Linked DNA regions of Homo sapiens: all the other regions are linked to region 1. The links are chromatin contacts, found by Hi-C or POLR2A ChIA-PET in ENCODE. All regions are on one chromosome and are shown on one strand. The core of a region is the stretch at or near the end of the contact, and the rest is flanking DNA. Distances in the headings are between cores, read along the strand shown.

Region 1 (4,716 bases), core at 644-3,143:
GCAGAGGTTACACTGAGCTGAGATTGCGCCACTGCACTCCAGCCTGGGTGACACAGCGAGACTTCGTCTCGAAAAAAAAAAAAAAATTTGTAGATCAAAAGGTCTTTGGTTGGACAGGCCCTCCCAGCAGGCTGCTAGACCCCAGTCCTCCCACTCTGCGTGTTCGCGGCTTTGGTCTGCACACCACTTCCCACCATTCTGATGCTGAAAAGGGTCCCTTGGGCTACTCAGTGCCACCACAATGGCCTCAGAGGACCCCGTGTCCTCCTTCACCAACCTAGACCAATCATGAAGCCAGACTCTTCGTGTACTGGGGATGCCATAATGAATGACCTTCTACTGGGTGACTTAAAACAGTGGAACCGTCTCCTTTCACAGTCCTAAAGGCCAGAAGCCTGAAATCAACCTGTCTGCGGTGCTCTGCTCCCTCTGTGGGGAAGAATCTTCTTTTGCCTCTTGCAGCTCCTGGTGGCTCCTGGCACCTTGGCAGTTCCCTGGCTGCACCACTCCAGTCTTCACCTCTGTCTCCACGTGGCCGCCTCCGCTGTATATGTGCCTCTGTGCACCCTCTCATCTTAAAAAGACACCAGTCATTGGAGTGAGGGCCACCCGAATGCAGTATGATCTCATTTGGACCCTTTCCTTAATTACTTCTGCAAAAACCCTCTTTCCAACCAAGGTCACATTCTGAGGCTCCACGTAGACATGCATTTGGGGAGGACCCAATTCCACCCACCACAGACCCCTCCCGCTCCAACGTGCAGTGAAAACTCAGGCTGCAAAGGGCCCACCGCCCTCTTTTCCCCATAAAAAATGTGGGTCAAGGCTGGGCACTGTGGATCATGCCTGTAATCCCAGCACTTTGGGAGGCCGAGGTGGGAGGCTCACTTGAGGTCAGGAGCTCATGACCAACTTGGCTAACATGGTGAAACCCCATGTCTACTAAAAATACAAAAATTAGCAAGTGTGGTGGCACATGCTTGTAATCCCAGCTACTCGGGAGGCTAAGGCAGGAGAATCGGTTGAAACCAGGAGGCGGAGGTTGCAAAGAGCCGAGATCGCACCATTGCACTCCAGCCTGGGCAACAGAGTGAGACTCCATCTCGGAAAAAAAAAAGGGGGGGCTTGGGGGGTCCGGGCGTGGTGGCTCAAGCCTGTAATCCCAGCACTTTGGGAGGCCGAGGCGGGCGGATCACGAGTTCAGGAGATCGAGACCATCCTGGCTAACACGGTGAAACCCCATCTCTACTACAAATACAAAAAATTAGCCGGGCGTGGTGGTGGACGCCTGTAGTCCCAGCTACTCAGGAGGCTGAGGCAGGAAAATGGCGTGAACCCGGGAGGCGGAGCTTGCAGTGAGCAGAGCTTGCGGTGAGCAGAGATTGTGCCACTGCACTCCAGCCTGGGCGACAGAGCGAGACTCCATCTCAAAAAAAAAGGGGAGAGGGGAGTGGGGGGGTCAGCGAGGTCTGACCTCAGGCCAGTTATACAGCAGTCACTCACAGATCCAACGAACCAGAGGAGATCAAACCCTCATCAAAATCCTGCCTCTGGTACTTCCGCTAAGCTCTGGGTACACCTACTGTATGTTCCTGTAATTCCTACTGATTTTTTTAAAAAAAGAAAACATTAAAAAATCCAATTTATTTAAGCTGTCACAGACGCTTCCAGATTACCAGGGCCACCTTCCAAGCTGGGAAACCTTGCAGACTGTGGGGTCCTGCACACCTAGACTTGCTCCTTTTAGAAGCCATGGAGGAGGTTGATAATGGGAATAACATTTATTGTAGCTTATCTCTATGCCTTGAGCAATGTGCTCACACTGGCTGGTTCCCTCCTCACATCAGCCTGATGAGTCAGATCCTGTTATTACTTCTCACTTTACAGATGAGGAAGTAGCAGTAAATCCATTACCCTTTTCAAGCGGAGGTTGCAAGAGGTTGCAAGCGGAGGCAGAATAAACACTTGAAACAGTGAGTCAGATCCTGTTATCACTTCTCACTTTACAGATGAGGAAGTGGCAGTAAATCCACTGCCCACGGTCCCAGGGGTTGTTAGTGACAGAGTCATCATTCATCTCCCTCCCTCCCCACCACTGTAGCCCCAATTGTTCTTTCTCTTCCCATCGGAGGGATTTAAACAGGTCTCTCCCATTTAAAAGCAAACAGGGCTGGACACGGTGGCTCACGCCTGTAATCCCAGCACTTTGGGAGGCCGAGGCGGGCAAATCACGAGATCAGGAGATTGAGACCATCCTGGCTAACATGGTGAAAACCCATCTGTACTAAAAATACAAAAAAATTACCTGGGCATGGTGGTGGGCGCCTGTGGTCCCAGCTACTTGGGAGGCTGAGGCAGGAGAATCGCTTGAACCTGGGAGGCAGAGGTTGCAGTGAGCCGAGATTGCGCCACTGCACTCCAGTCTGGAGACACAGCAAGACTTTGTCTCAAAACACACACACACACACACACACACACACACACACAACACAACACAACAACAACAACAACAAAAAAAGTGTCCTCTTCCTTTTAGAGAATTTAAAAAACAGGGTGAAACCCCATGTCTACTAAAAATACAAAAATTAGCAAGTGTGGTGGCACATGCTTGTAATCCCAGCTACCCGGAAGGCTAAGGCAGGAGAATCGGTTGAAACCAGGAGGCGGAGGTTGCAAAGAGCCGAGATCGCACCATTGCACTCCAGCCTGGGCAACAGAGTGAGACTCCATCTCGGAAAAAAAAAGTGGGGGCTTGGGGGTTCCGGGCATGGTTGACTGTGTGACTATATTATATCTATACATAATATATAGATATATATCTATATATAATATATAGATATCTATATATTATATATAGATATATATCTCTATTATATATAATAGATATATCTATTTATATATAGATATTATAGAGACATCTATATCTATATCTATATATAATATCTATATTATATTACGCCTGTAATCCCCGCACTTTGGGAGGCCGAGGCAAGTGAACCACTTGAGGCCAGGAGTTTGAGACGAGCCAGAGCAACATGGCAAAACCCCGTCTCAAAAAAAATTAGCCAGGTGTGGTGGCAGCATCTGTAATCCCAGCTGTTCGGAGGCTGAGGCATGAGAATCGCTTGAACCCGGTAGGAGGTTGCAGTGAGCCGAGATCGTGCCACTGCACCCCAGTCTGGGCGATAGAGTGAGACTCTGTCTCAAAAAAAAAAAAAATGTATTTCCTGATTCTTGCCACACCTGCCCTTGATGCATCAGACTCTGGCTGCTGAAATACCAAGGGCGGCGACCCTGCAGCCCCAGTGTGGATTTGTCTGCACTTGCTGATACCAGAAACTGCAGTGGGGGCAGGTGGGTGGTAGGAGCGGGGGTTCCCTCATGCCCAGGCCCTGCACCTGGGAAGCCTTTGGAGGCCATCACATGAGCTGCCTGAGGCGGATGGAAGAGACGGTGCCAAGCAGGCCCAATATGTTCCCTGCTGGCCCTGGTACTGCTCCCCTGCGGATGCTCCTGGTTGGTTCACCACCTCGTGCGGAGTGAGGAGCTGAGCAGCCCAGCCACTGAGCAGGATTTCCCTCTAAGAACGGCCCCTTCCACCCTGCAATGCCTTCTTCCTCTGCACCTCAGCTCCCCCACTTCCAAGGCGTTCCTTCCCGGAACGTGTGTATTCTTCTCTTCATCTTGCTAAGGAAAGTTCTGGCTCTTGGTGCTCTGGCTTGGCACCTTCTAAGCTCTCTAGCCCTTTTCCCCCCGCCCCCCCCCCCCCCAAAAAAAAGCGTTCTCAGCCAGGCGTGGTGGCTCATGCCTGTAATTCCAGCACTTTGGGAGGCTGAGCCCAGAGGATCACTTGAGCTCAGGAGTTCAAAACTAGCCTGGCCAACATGGTGAAACCTCATCTCTACTAAAAATACAAAAATTTGCCAGTGTGATGGTGCACATATGTAATCCCAGCTACTCGGGAGGCTGAGACAGGACAATCGCTTGAACCTGGGAGGTGGAGGTTGCAGTGAGCTGAGATTATGCCACTGCACTCCAGCCTGGGTGACAGAGTGAGACTGTCTCAAAAAACCAAAAAACAAAACAAAAAACCACTCAGGCTTAGCCATTTCTCTGGGGTCTTCATTTCCTTATGAAGACTCTCGCAAAACTGGTATGAAGTAAAATTTGTTTGCTTTTTTCCTATTAATGTCTTTGTCAGTTTAAGGCCCAGCCAGGGACACTAGGAGAATTGAGGAAGTTTTGCCGCCCACCGCCCCCCCCCCCAGCAATGGGGACAGCAGGTGGGTGGAGGCCGCTGAGGGCTTCTGCGCCATGACTCACCCTCTGCCCATGGAAGCAGCTAGAAAGTGAAGGTGAATCCCAAAGCGCAACGCTCCTTCTGGCAAAGGGAACAGAGAGGGAACAGATCTTCTTCAATCAGCGCAGCCCCCTCTGCTACGGACAGGTCTGCTCTCCCCCAGACAGCTGTCTTCTAGGCCCCCACCTCTGAATCACCTTCCTAGGTGGGAAACAAACAAAGATAAATGCAAAGCCACCGTTCCAGCCCCAGTCCACACCTAACAAGACCTCCTGACGCCGCTCAAAAGGGGCACGATGGCTACTCAACTTTTTCTGCACAAATTTGCCATCGTGAAATGTTTGGAAAGGTCTTTAGCAGCTTTTAACATTGCTGAACTTGAAAAAAATGTCATCAAGAAGCAATTTACTCAAGTC
Region 2 (4,716 bases), core at 1,017-3,516, 410 kb after region 1:
TTTTTAAATTTTTTTGTAGAGATACAGTCTCACTGTGTTGCCCAAGCTGATCTGAAATTCCTGGCCTCAAACTATCCTCCTGCCTCTGCCTCTTCAAGTGCTGGGAAATATAGGCATGAGCCACTGCACCCAGCTGGTTGTGAGTTATTGAGATGGTTGAATTGGGAGTGGATGCTCAGGCCTCAGTGGAACTTGTGGTACACAGTATGTCCTCATTACCTCCCATCAGTGGCAGTTGAGATTCATAATCACTTTTTCTGCCTGTTGTCTGCCCCATCCTCTCTGTGGCCTTCCCTCCTGTCCTGGAGTTGGCTGGCTGGGTCCCTGGCAGGGCTGCATGCGTTATCCCTGCAGGCCTGCTTGCCTTATCCCTGCAGGCCCTGGTGGAGCATCTGTGCAGAACCTGTGCCATCCAGATGGGAGCAGTAAGGGTGTAGGGCAAAGTTAGTGAGCTGCCCGGTGCACGAGGACTTCCATGATAATCAGGGCTGAACCAGGAAGGCAGGTCAAGGCCAGGGTCATGTACAGAAAGGAGGTCAGCACCAGGATCTTGTATGGGAAGACTTAGATCAATGCCTAGTGCCTTAGTCATCATCATTCAGCCCAGAAAACATGACGCTATGCAACAGGAATTTTATGAACACACAAAGGTCAGGGGCCACTCGGACTTGGACGGGGTCCCCAACTCTTTGAGTGTCAGGGCTGAGGGCATGGAGACACAACTTGATCAAGCTGGTGAAGTGTCCAGCAAGGAGAAGCCTCTGTTGGAGGGAGCCGGGAGCTGGGGAGGACATGCGCTTTCTCTTTTTTTTTTTTTTTTGAGACGGAGTCTCGCTCTATCGCCCAGGCTGGAGTGCAGTGGTGCAATCTCGGCTCACTGCAACCTCTGCCTCCTGGGTTCAAGCGATTCTCCTGTCTCAGCCTCTCACGTAGCCGGGACTCAGGCCTGTGCCACCACGCCTGGTGAATTTTTTTGTATTTTTAGTAGAGACGGGGTTTCACCATGTTAGCCAGGATGGTCTTGATCTCCTGACCTCGTGATCCACCTGCCTTGGCCTCTGAAAGTGCTAGGATTATAGGCGTGAGCCACCGCGCCCAGCCGACTTGCGCTTTCTCTGTAAAGATTTCTGTGGGCCAGGTTCCCCAAAGGGCAGGCCCTGGGCCAGTGCAGTGACCGGTGACCGTGTTCAGGACTCATCTCTTGTGGCTGAATTGTGTGTCTGGAGAGTTGGGTCCTTCTGATTCTGCTCAGAGCGTGGTGGGCCTGGCTGGATTTCCCTAGATTAGGAAGCAGCCTCGGGTAGCTGTGATTCTTTGAGTTGGGAACAGCAAGTGGCCTGCAGACTGCCAGGGAATCGTCCCTTCCTTGAGCCTTTAGGTATTGCCCATTATTCACCGTTTTTCCCAGAAGCCTCCAGTAGTGAGAGTCGCACTTCTTACCTCCTGGAGTTGTTAAAGTAAAGAAGGACACATTAGGGTCCCTGCCGGTAAGGAACATCCAGGAGGCCTCGATACCTTTTTTTTTTTTTTTTTTTTTTCCCTGAGACAGAGTCTCGCTCTGTCACCCAGGCTGGAGGACAATGACCTGATCTCTGCTCACTGCAACCTCCACCTCCTGGGTTTAAGCGATTCTTGTGCCTCAGCTGCCCGACTAGCTGGGATTACAGGCATTTGCCACCATGGCTGGCTAATGTATTTTTTTTTTCTTTTTCAGTAGAGATGGGGTTTCACTATGTTGGCCAGGCTGGTCTTGAACTCCTGGCCTCAAGTGATCTGCCCTCCTCAGCCTCCCAAAGTGCTGGGATTTCAGGTGTGACCCACTGCGCCCAGTCCCGATACTTTGTTTCTTTGAGACAGTCTCTTACTCTGTCACCCAGGCTGGAGTGCCTGGGTGGGACGATCAAAGCTCACTGCAGCCTCAAGCCCCTAGGCTCAAAAGATCCTCCCACTTCAGCCTTCTGAGTAGGTGGGACTACAGGCCTGCACTACCACGCCTGGATAATTTTTAAATTTTTTTGGTGAAGACAGGGTCTTACTTTGTTGCCCAGGCTTTTCTTGAACTCCTGAGCTCAAGCAATCCTCCCGCCTCAGCCTCCCAAAGTGCTGGGTTTACAGGCGTGAGCCACTGTGCCCGGTCCTCAGATGATCTTAGCTTTGTGACCTATGCTGTTGGCCGCTGTAGGGGCTGTGATGGAGGTGATGTGGGGGTGGATGGCAGGGGTGACCCGTGTTGGCTGCTTTCTGTAACAGTCATAGTTCATGGTCAGAGTCAGATTTCCTCTCGTCATGCCTTCCTTCCCTTCCTTCTGCTCCCTCCCACAGCCGCCCTTTGGGTCTGGGCTGGCCATCTGGCTCTGAGCAGGAAGCTAGCCTGTGCTCTTCAATTTGCTTTCTGCAGGGGAAACACCTTCCTTTGCTCAGCGTTTCCTGACCTCTCCTTCCCTGGAGTTCCGGTGTCCTTAAATGCTCTCTGGTTTCTTCTGTAGCTTACTTTCTTGCTTGAAAGGACAACTTTTCTTTGTCCTTTAGACTTCTTATCTCTGGGCAATACAGTGGTGGTGGCAGTGGTGATTATTATCAACTATTAGTATCTGCTACTACGGTTTATTGTCTCTAGACTGTATCAGCACCTGTCACACATTGTCCCATTGAATCCTCTCCAGAACTCTTCCAAATGATGTGTTTTCCTGACTTTTAAAAAAATTAAAAAAAAATTTTTATATTTTTTTGAGACGGAGTCTCGCTCTGTCTCCCAGGCTGGAGTGCAGTGCTGCGATCTCGGCTCACTGCAAGCTCTGCCTTCTGGGTTCATGCCATTCTCCTGCCTCAACCTCCTGAGTAGCTGGGACTACAGGTGCCCGCCACCACACCTGGCTAATTTGTTTTTTAATATTTTTAGTAGAGACAGGGTTTCACCGTGTTAGCCAGGATGGTCTCCATCTCCTAACCTCATGATTCTCCCACCTTGGCCTCCCGAAGTGCTGGGTTTACAGGCGTGAGCCACTGTGCCCAGCCAAAAAAATTTTTTTAAAGAAATGGGGTCTCGCTGGGTGCGATGGCTCACGCCTGTAGTCCCAGCACTTTGGGAGGCTGAGGTGGGCGGATCACCTGAGGTTGGGAGTTCCAGGACAGCCTGACCAACATGGAGAAACCCCATCTCTACTAAAAATACGAGATTAGCCAGGCGTGGTGGCAGGCGCCTATAGTCCCAGCTACTCGGGAAGCTGAGGCAGGAGACTCGTTTGAACCCGGGAGGCAGAGATTGCGGTGAGCTGAAATCTCTCCATTGCACTCCAGCCTGGGCAACAAGAGTGAAACTCCGTCTCAAAAGAAAAAAAAAATAGAAAAAGAAAAATAAAAGAAATGGGGTCTCACTGTGTTGCCCAGGCTGGTCTAGAATTCCTGGGCTCCAGCTGTCCTCCCATTTCGGTCTCCCAAATTGCTGGGATTAAATGTGTGAGCCTCTGTGCCCGGCCTCTTTCTCTCTCTCTCTCTCTCTCTCTCTCTCTCTCTCTCTCTCCTCTCTCTCTCTCTCTCTCTCTCTGTCTCTTTCTTTCTTTCTTTCTTTCTTTCTTTCTTTCTTTCAGCCTGAGTCTCGCTTTGTCGCCAGGCTGGAGTGCAGTGGCACGATCTGGGCTCACTGCAACCTCTGCTTCCCAGGTTCAAGTGATTCTTCTGCCTCAGCCTCCCGAGTAGCTGGGACTACAGGTGCATGCCACCATGCCTGGCTAATTTTTGTATTTTTAGTACAGACGGAGTTTCACCATATTAGCCAGGATGGTCTTGAACTCCTGATCTCATGATCTGCCCGCCTCGGTCTCCCAAAGTGTTGGGATTACAGGCGTGAGCCACCGCTCCTGGCCTTCCTTTTTTTTGAAGCAGGTTCTCACTCTGTTGCCCAGGTTGGAGTGCAATGGTGTGATTATGTCTCACTGCAGTGTCTACCTTCCAAGGCTCAGGTGATCTCCTGCTTCAGCCCACTGAGTAGCTGGGATTATAGGCGAGTTCACCATGCCTGGCTAATTTTTGTGTTTCTAGTAGAGACGGGTTTCACCATGTTGTCCAGGCTGGTTTTGAACTCCTGGGCTCAAGTGATCCACCCGTGTCGGCCTCCCAAAGTGCCGGGATTACAGGCATGAGCCACCGTGTCCAGCTTTTCTGACTCTTTTTACTTATCAGGAGACTGAAGCTTGGAGAAATTAAGTGACTTGCCCAAGTTCACATGGGGTTAAGGCCTGAATTTGAATCTACATCTGCTCAATTAGGAAGTGAGTGGTCATAGCTAGTCTCTACCTGGATGGATTGTTGTTTAATTGTTAAATTTTTTCAAAATAATTTTAAATTATTTTATTAAAAAAGAGGGTATCATTATGTTTCCCAGGCTGGTCTTGAACTCCTGGGCTCAAGTGATCCTCCTGCCTTGGCCTCCCAAAATGCTGAGGTTACAAGTGCAAACTACTGTGCCTAGCCAGATTATTACTTAACAACCAAAACAAAGGAGGAAATTGACGGTGGACAAGTAAGAAGATCATTGCAAAGGTTGGGGGCAGGTTGTTTGGGGAGTGTGGAGGAAGCTTTTTAAATGAGGTACCTGAGTTGGATTTTGAAGGATGAATAGGAGTTTGTTAGGACAGAAAGACATTGCAGAGAGAGGATCTAGCAAGAGGTGACTGAAGAAACCATTTATTTGACCAGCAGTTGGGGAATGCCTTGAAG
Region 3 (4,716 bases), core at 1,261-3,760, 370 kb after region 1:
TGTGGGCTGTCGAAATTCTAGTGTAATTGGCTTACTGGGGTTGCCTTGGAGAAGCTTAATGAGACGTTAAGGAGGTTAAACTCCAATTAGCTAGAGAAGAAACTTGCGGCAGTTTCTTTTTTACTGAGGGCTGTGTCTTTTTACCTTTTTCCATTTTCCCAGTTGGAGTTGTGACAGTTCATTCTCCCCTGGGAAAACAAAAATGGCTTTCTTTTTCTTTTTCTTTCTTTTTTCTTTTGAGACAGGGTCTCCCTCTGTCACCCAGGCTGGAGTGCAGTGGCACAATCATAGCTCACTGCAGCCTCGACCTCCTGGGCTGAAGCTATCTTCCCACCTTAGCCTCCCAGGTAGCTGGGACCAGAGGTGCACACCACCATACCCGGCTAATTTTTGTATTTTTTGTAGAGTCAGGGTCTCACCATGTTGCCCAGGCTTGTCTCAAACTCCTGGGCTCAAGCGATCCTCCTGCCTCGGCCTCCCAAAGTGCTGGGATTACAGGCGTGAGCCACCATGCCCAGCCGAAAATGGCTTTCTTGAGAGATCAGCTTTGAAGCTCTACTCCTTCATTTTAAAGTGCCCCAGGAGAAGTGGACGATTACAAAGTTGAGATTCCACTTAAGTGTCCCCTTAGTTTAACTGTGGGATTCATCTCCTGGGGAGGTTGCCAGGTTCTGGAAAGTGGGTGTTAATGACCAGGGAGGGTGCCCCTAGGCTAGCATCCTGTAACCCTCAGGAATTGAGATTTTTATGGAGGTTTTCTCTTCCTCTCTGTGAGTTTTCTCTCTGAGAAACCTGTCTAGGGAGGGAGGCTCTAGGCTAGCATCCTGTAACCCTCAAGTAGTAATTGAGATTTTTATGGAGCTTTTATCTTCCTCTCTGTGAGTTTTCTCTCTGAGGAACCTCAGTGTACCTTTTACTGGCCTCCTAGGTAATACTTGTTTGGAGAATATGTGTGATGTCTAAGTCTTCCCAGTACAAGAAATTTGTGTGGTGTTTGACTGATTGATGGATGGAGTCTTGTTCTGTCGCCCTAGCTGATTGTACCACTGCACTGCAGTCTCGACCTCCCAGGCCAAGTGACCCTCCCAACTCACCCTCCCAAGTAGCTGGGACTACAGGCATGCACCAGCACACCCGGCTAATTTTTGTATTTTTTTTTGTAGAGATGGGGTTTCACTATGTTGCCCAGTTTGGTCTTGAACTCTTGAGCTCAAGCAGTCTCCCAGAGTGCTGGGATTACAGGTGTGAGCCACCACGCCCAGCCTCGTGTGGTCTTTGATACCCCTGGGTTCATTGTATTGTTCTTCCCACACTGCTTTTCATTCATTCATTTATTCAGTCATTATTAATTGAGCAGCTACTATGTGCTGCTGCTGCTCTAGGCACTGAGGATACAACAGTGAACAGGACAGACCAGGCCCATGTTCTCATGGGGTTTACACTGAGGGTGACGGAAATGATTTCAGATGCTGGCAAGTGCTGCAAAGACTTGAACCGGGAAAAACTGGGTGAGGTGCAAACTACTACGGAGGGATGTCCACAGAAGGCCTTTCGGAGGCGGTGAGGTTTGACCCCAGAGCTCAGTGGCAAAGCTGGCCATGCAAGGATGTGGGGGAAGGGAGTCCCAGAGTGGGAAGAGAATGTGCATAGGCCTTGAGGAAGATCATGGTGTGGTTAAAGTATTGAGGAGTTTAACTCAAAGGAACTGCAGAGCCCATCTCATAAAAATCTAGCCTGGAGCATTCGGCAAAATGCATAAAGCACTAACACAATGGCTTGTGGTCCTGGAATTTCCAGGGAAGGCGCTTACCAGCTCAGCAAGGAAGTAGAACAATGCATGGTCCCTGGCAGAAGCAAGAACCTTCTGATCTGTTTATGTTTGAATGAAACGCAGGTTTTTTTTTTTTTTTTTTTTTTTTAAAATAGATGGGGGTCTTGCTATGCTGCTCAGGCTGGTCTCGAACTCCTGGGCTCAAGCAATCCACCCACCTTGGCCCTTCCATGTGCTGGGATTACAGGCATGAGGCACTACGCCCTGCTGAATCTCAGGTCTTAAAAATTCAGTTTATTTTGTTTTATGAGTCTCTTCTCTTTCTCAGAACCTTAACTGAAACGTTTGTGATCAAGACCAACTTGGGTTTCCCCACTCCCCAGTTGCCTTTGATTCTCCGCCAAAGGCTTGTTCGTAAGATGATGAGGTACTTTTTTCCTGTGGTTAAGAGGACTTTCTATAGGTTGCTAGAAAACTCTTGTTTTAAAACAAGATGTTGTTGAATTGATCTGGCTGATTGCAGGAGGAAGATCTTGTACTGCAACTTTGTTGATGATGCTAATACTTTAAGGTGAATATTCTAGAAGAATATAAAGGGAAAAATAAAAGTTTTAGTATGTTCCCACCCTGCCCTTTGTTCCCAGAAGTAGCCGTTATTGATGATGGTTGTTGATGATAGTTTCTTGGGTGTTTTTCGAGAAAAGTTTCAAGTATATGCAAATGTATGTGCAAGAACGTGTTCGTTTGTGTGTATATGTTTACATATTCATTTTTTCCCTCCCTAGTTGGGTATTTTAAATACTGTTTTGTCTCTTGTTCTCTTCACTTAACCAGTGTTGATTTTCTTGCCATTTTAAGCCCATGCAAATTGAAAGTAAAAGCCAATCAAATCAACTTTTTTTTTTTTTTTTTTTTAAACAAGCCACGCATTTGCCTGTTAAATGGCTGAGCCATGTATTCACCCATTCCCCTCTTGGTGTCTATCAAGGTCATTCCCAGTTCCTGGTTTCTTGCTGTGATAAGCAGTGCTGCACTGAAGGCACATGTATGCAAATATATGTAAATGATTCAGCAGAATAAATTTTCCCACAGGAAATTGCTAGGTTGACAGTATGTGCATTTTGAAATTTGATAGTTAATTGTCAGGTTACTGCAGCAGTTTATACTCCCACTAATGGGCCCACCAGCACTTATTAAGCACCTGTTGTTTTCCTGCCATATCAGAAAAATTGAGCAAGCTGGGAAGTGATCAGGCCCATGTTGCTTGGCTGTGTGTGAGAGGGCTTTGCCCAGTTAAGTTAAACCTTACTTTCCAGAGGTCAGGAGATCAAAGCAGAAGTGTGCTTTGGTTTTGTTCAGTTTTTTAAAAGATGTGTTTAAATTTTAAACATCTTTGGACTTATTTTAAAAATTGCTTTTAAATCAATAATTTAACAATGTGTAAAAACATTACTGATAGTCTCACCATGCTAATGTCACTCTGATTTTTACACCTAAACTAATTTAATTGCAGAGTTTTCTGATCACAAGTGACATGTGTTCCATATGACAGAACAAACAATACAAAGATATTTAAATAAAGCCTGAACATGGTACTGATATTAGTTTGTTCATGCTGCTATGAAAAAATACCTGAGACTGCGTAGTTTATAAAGGAAAGAGGTTTAATTGACTCACAGTTCTGCATGGCTGGGGAGGCCTCAGGAAACTTAAAATGATGGTGGAAAGGAAAGCAAACATGTCCTTCTTCACATGGTGGCAGGAGACAGAAGTGCAGAGTAAAGAGGAGAAAAGCCGGTATAAAACCATCAGATCTTCTGAGGACTCACTATCAGGAGAACAGCATGGGGGAACCGCTCCCATGATCTAATCACCTCCAGTGAGGTCCCTCCACCAACACGTGGGGATTACAATTAAGATTACAATTCAAGATGAGATTTGTGCGGGGACACAGAGCCGTGCCATATCATTCTGCCCCTGGCCCCTCCCAAATCTCATCTTTCTCATATTTCAAAACACAATTATGCCTTCCCAACAGTTCCCCAAAGTCTTAACTCATTTCAGCATTAACTCAAAAGTCTATGTCCAAAATCTCATCTGAGACAAAATCTAGTCTCTTTCACCTATCAGCCTGTAAAATCAAAAGAAGTTAGTTAGTTCCTAGATACAATGGGGGTACAGGCATTGGATAAATACACCCGTTTGAAATGGGAGAAATTGGCCAAAACAAAGGGGCTGCAGGCCCCATGCAAGTCTGAAATCCAATAGGCCAGTCATAAAACTTTCAAGTTCCATAGTTATCTCCTTTGACTCCGTGTCTCACATCCAGGTCACACTGTTGCAAGAGGTGGGCTTCCACGGCCTTGGGCAGCTCTGCCCCTGTGGCTTTGCAGGGTATAGCCCCGCTCCTGGCTGCTTTCACAGGTTGGCGTTGAGTGTCTCCGTCTTTTCCAGGCACACGATGTAGCTGCAGGTGGATCTACCATTCTGGGTTCTGGATGGTGGCCCTTTTCTCACAGCTCCATTAGGCAGTACCCCAGTGGGGACTCTGTGTGGGGGCTCTGACCCCATATTTCCCTTCTTTACTGCATTGGTAGAGGTTCTCCATAAAGGCTCCACCCCTGCAGCAAACTTCTGGCTGGACATCCAGGCATTTGCATACATCCTCTGAAATCTAGGTGGAGGTTTCCAAACCTCAGTTCTTTAGTTCTATGTACCCACAGGCTCAATACCACATGGAAGCTGCCGAGGCTTGGGGCTTGCACCCTCTGAAGGCACAGCCTGAGCTGTGTACCTTGGCTCCTCTTAGCCATGACTGGAGTGGCTGGGCACCAAGTCCTAAGGCTGCACACATCAGGGGGGCCCTGGACCCAGCCCAGGAAACCGTTTTTCCCTCCTAGGCCTGTGATGGGAGGGGCTGCTGTGAAGGTTTGTGATATGCCCTG

Evidence for each region. Hi-C counts contacts between places; a loop is a spot of excess contacts on that map. ChIA-PET counts read pairs that join two places held with the same protein, here RNA polymerase II (POLR2A). Pooled maps may share reads with other maps.
Region 2: a loop to region 1 is called in a pooled map, with 2.8 times the contacts of the local background. The contact joins two enhancer-like sites. A Hi-C loop is called at or near these places in 2 of 37 single-sample maps with no recorded cell type and 3 of 50 pooled maps. POLR2A ChIA-PET finds 5 or more read pairs at or near these places in 1 of 52 experiments (OCI-LY7).
Region 3: a pooled map shows a loop between it and region 1 (13-fold over the local background). The contact joins two enhancer-like sites. A Hi-C loop is called at or near these places in 10 of 50 pooled maps. POLR2A ChIA-PET finds 5 or more read pairs at or near these places in 2 of 52 experiments (activated B cell and activated CD8-positive, alpha-beta memory T cell).

The regions. Positions count from the first base shown.
Region 1 is chr16:15,589,143-15,593,858 of GRCh38, forward strand. No RefSeq gene overlaps it. Among named protein-coding and RNA genes, the nearest start is that of MIR6506, 20 kb to the right of the region's middle. RefSeq lists enhancers at 1,384-2,583, 1,930-2,224. Within about 2 kb of position 1,894, at least 33 of the 41 ENCODE cell types and tissues checked have a DNase peak (open chromatin) inside an H3K27ac peak, as active enhancers do; they include OCI-LY7, where a contact is called at or near this core.
Region 2 is chr16:15,996,290-16,001,005 of GRCh38, forward strand. All of the region lies in intron 1 of ABCC1 (ATP binding cassette subfamily C member 1 (ABCC1 blood group)), which reads left to right. Among named protein-coding and RNA genes, the nearest start is that of ABCC1, 49 kb to the left of the region's middle. Within about 2 kb of position 2,267, at least 30 of the 41 ENCODE cell types and tissues checked have a DNase peak (open chromatin) inside an H3K27ac peak, as active enhancers do; they include OCI-LY7, where a contact is called at or near this core.
Region 3 is chr16:15,959,106-15,963,821 of GRCh38, forward strand. All of the region lies in intron 1 of ABCC1 (ATP binding cassette subfamily C member 1 (ABCC1 blood group)), which reads left to right. Among named protein-coding and RNA genes, the nearest start is that of ABCC1, 12 kb to the left of the region's middle. RefSeq lists an enhancer at 1-81. Within about 2 kb of position 2,511, at least 7 of the 41 ENCODE cell types and tissues checked have a DNase peak (open chromatin) inside an H3K27ac peak, as active enhancers do.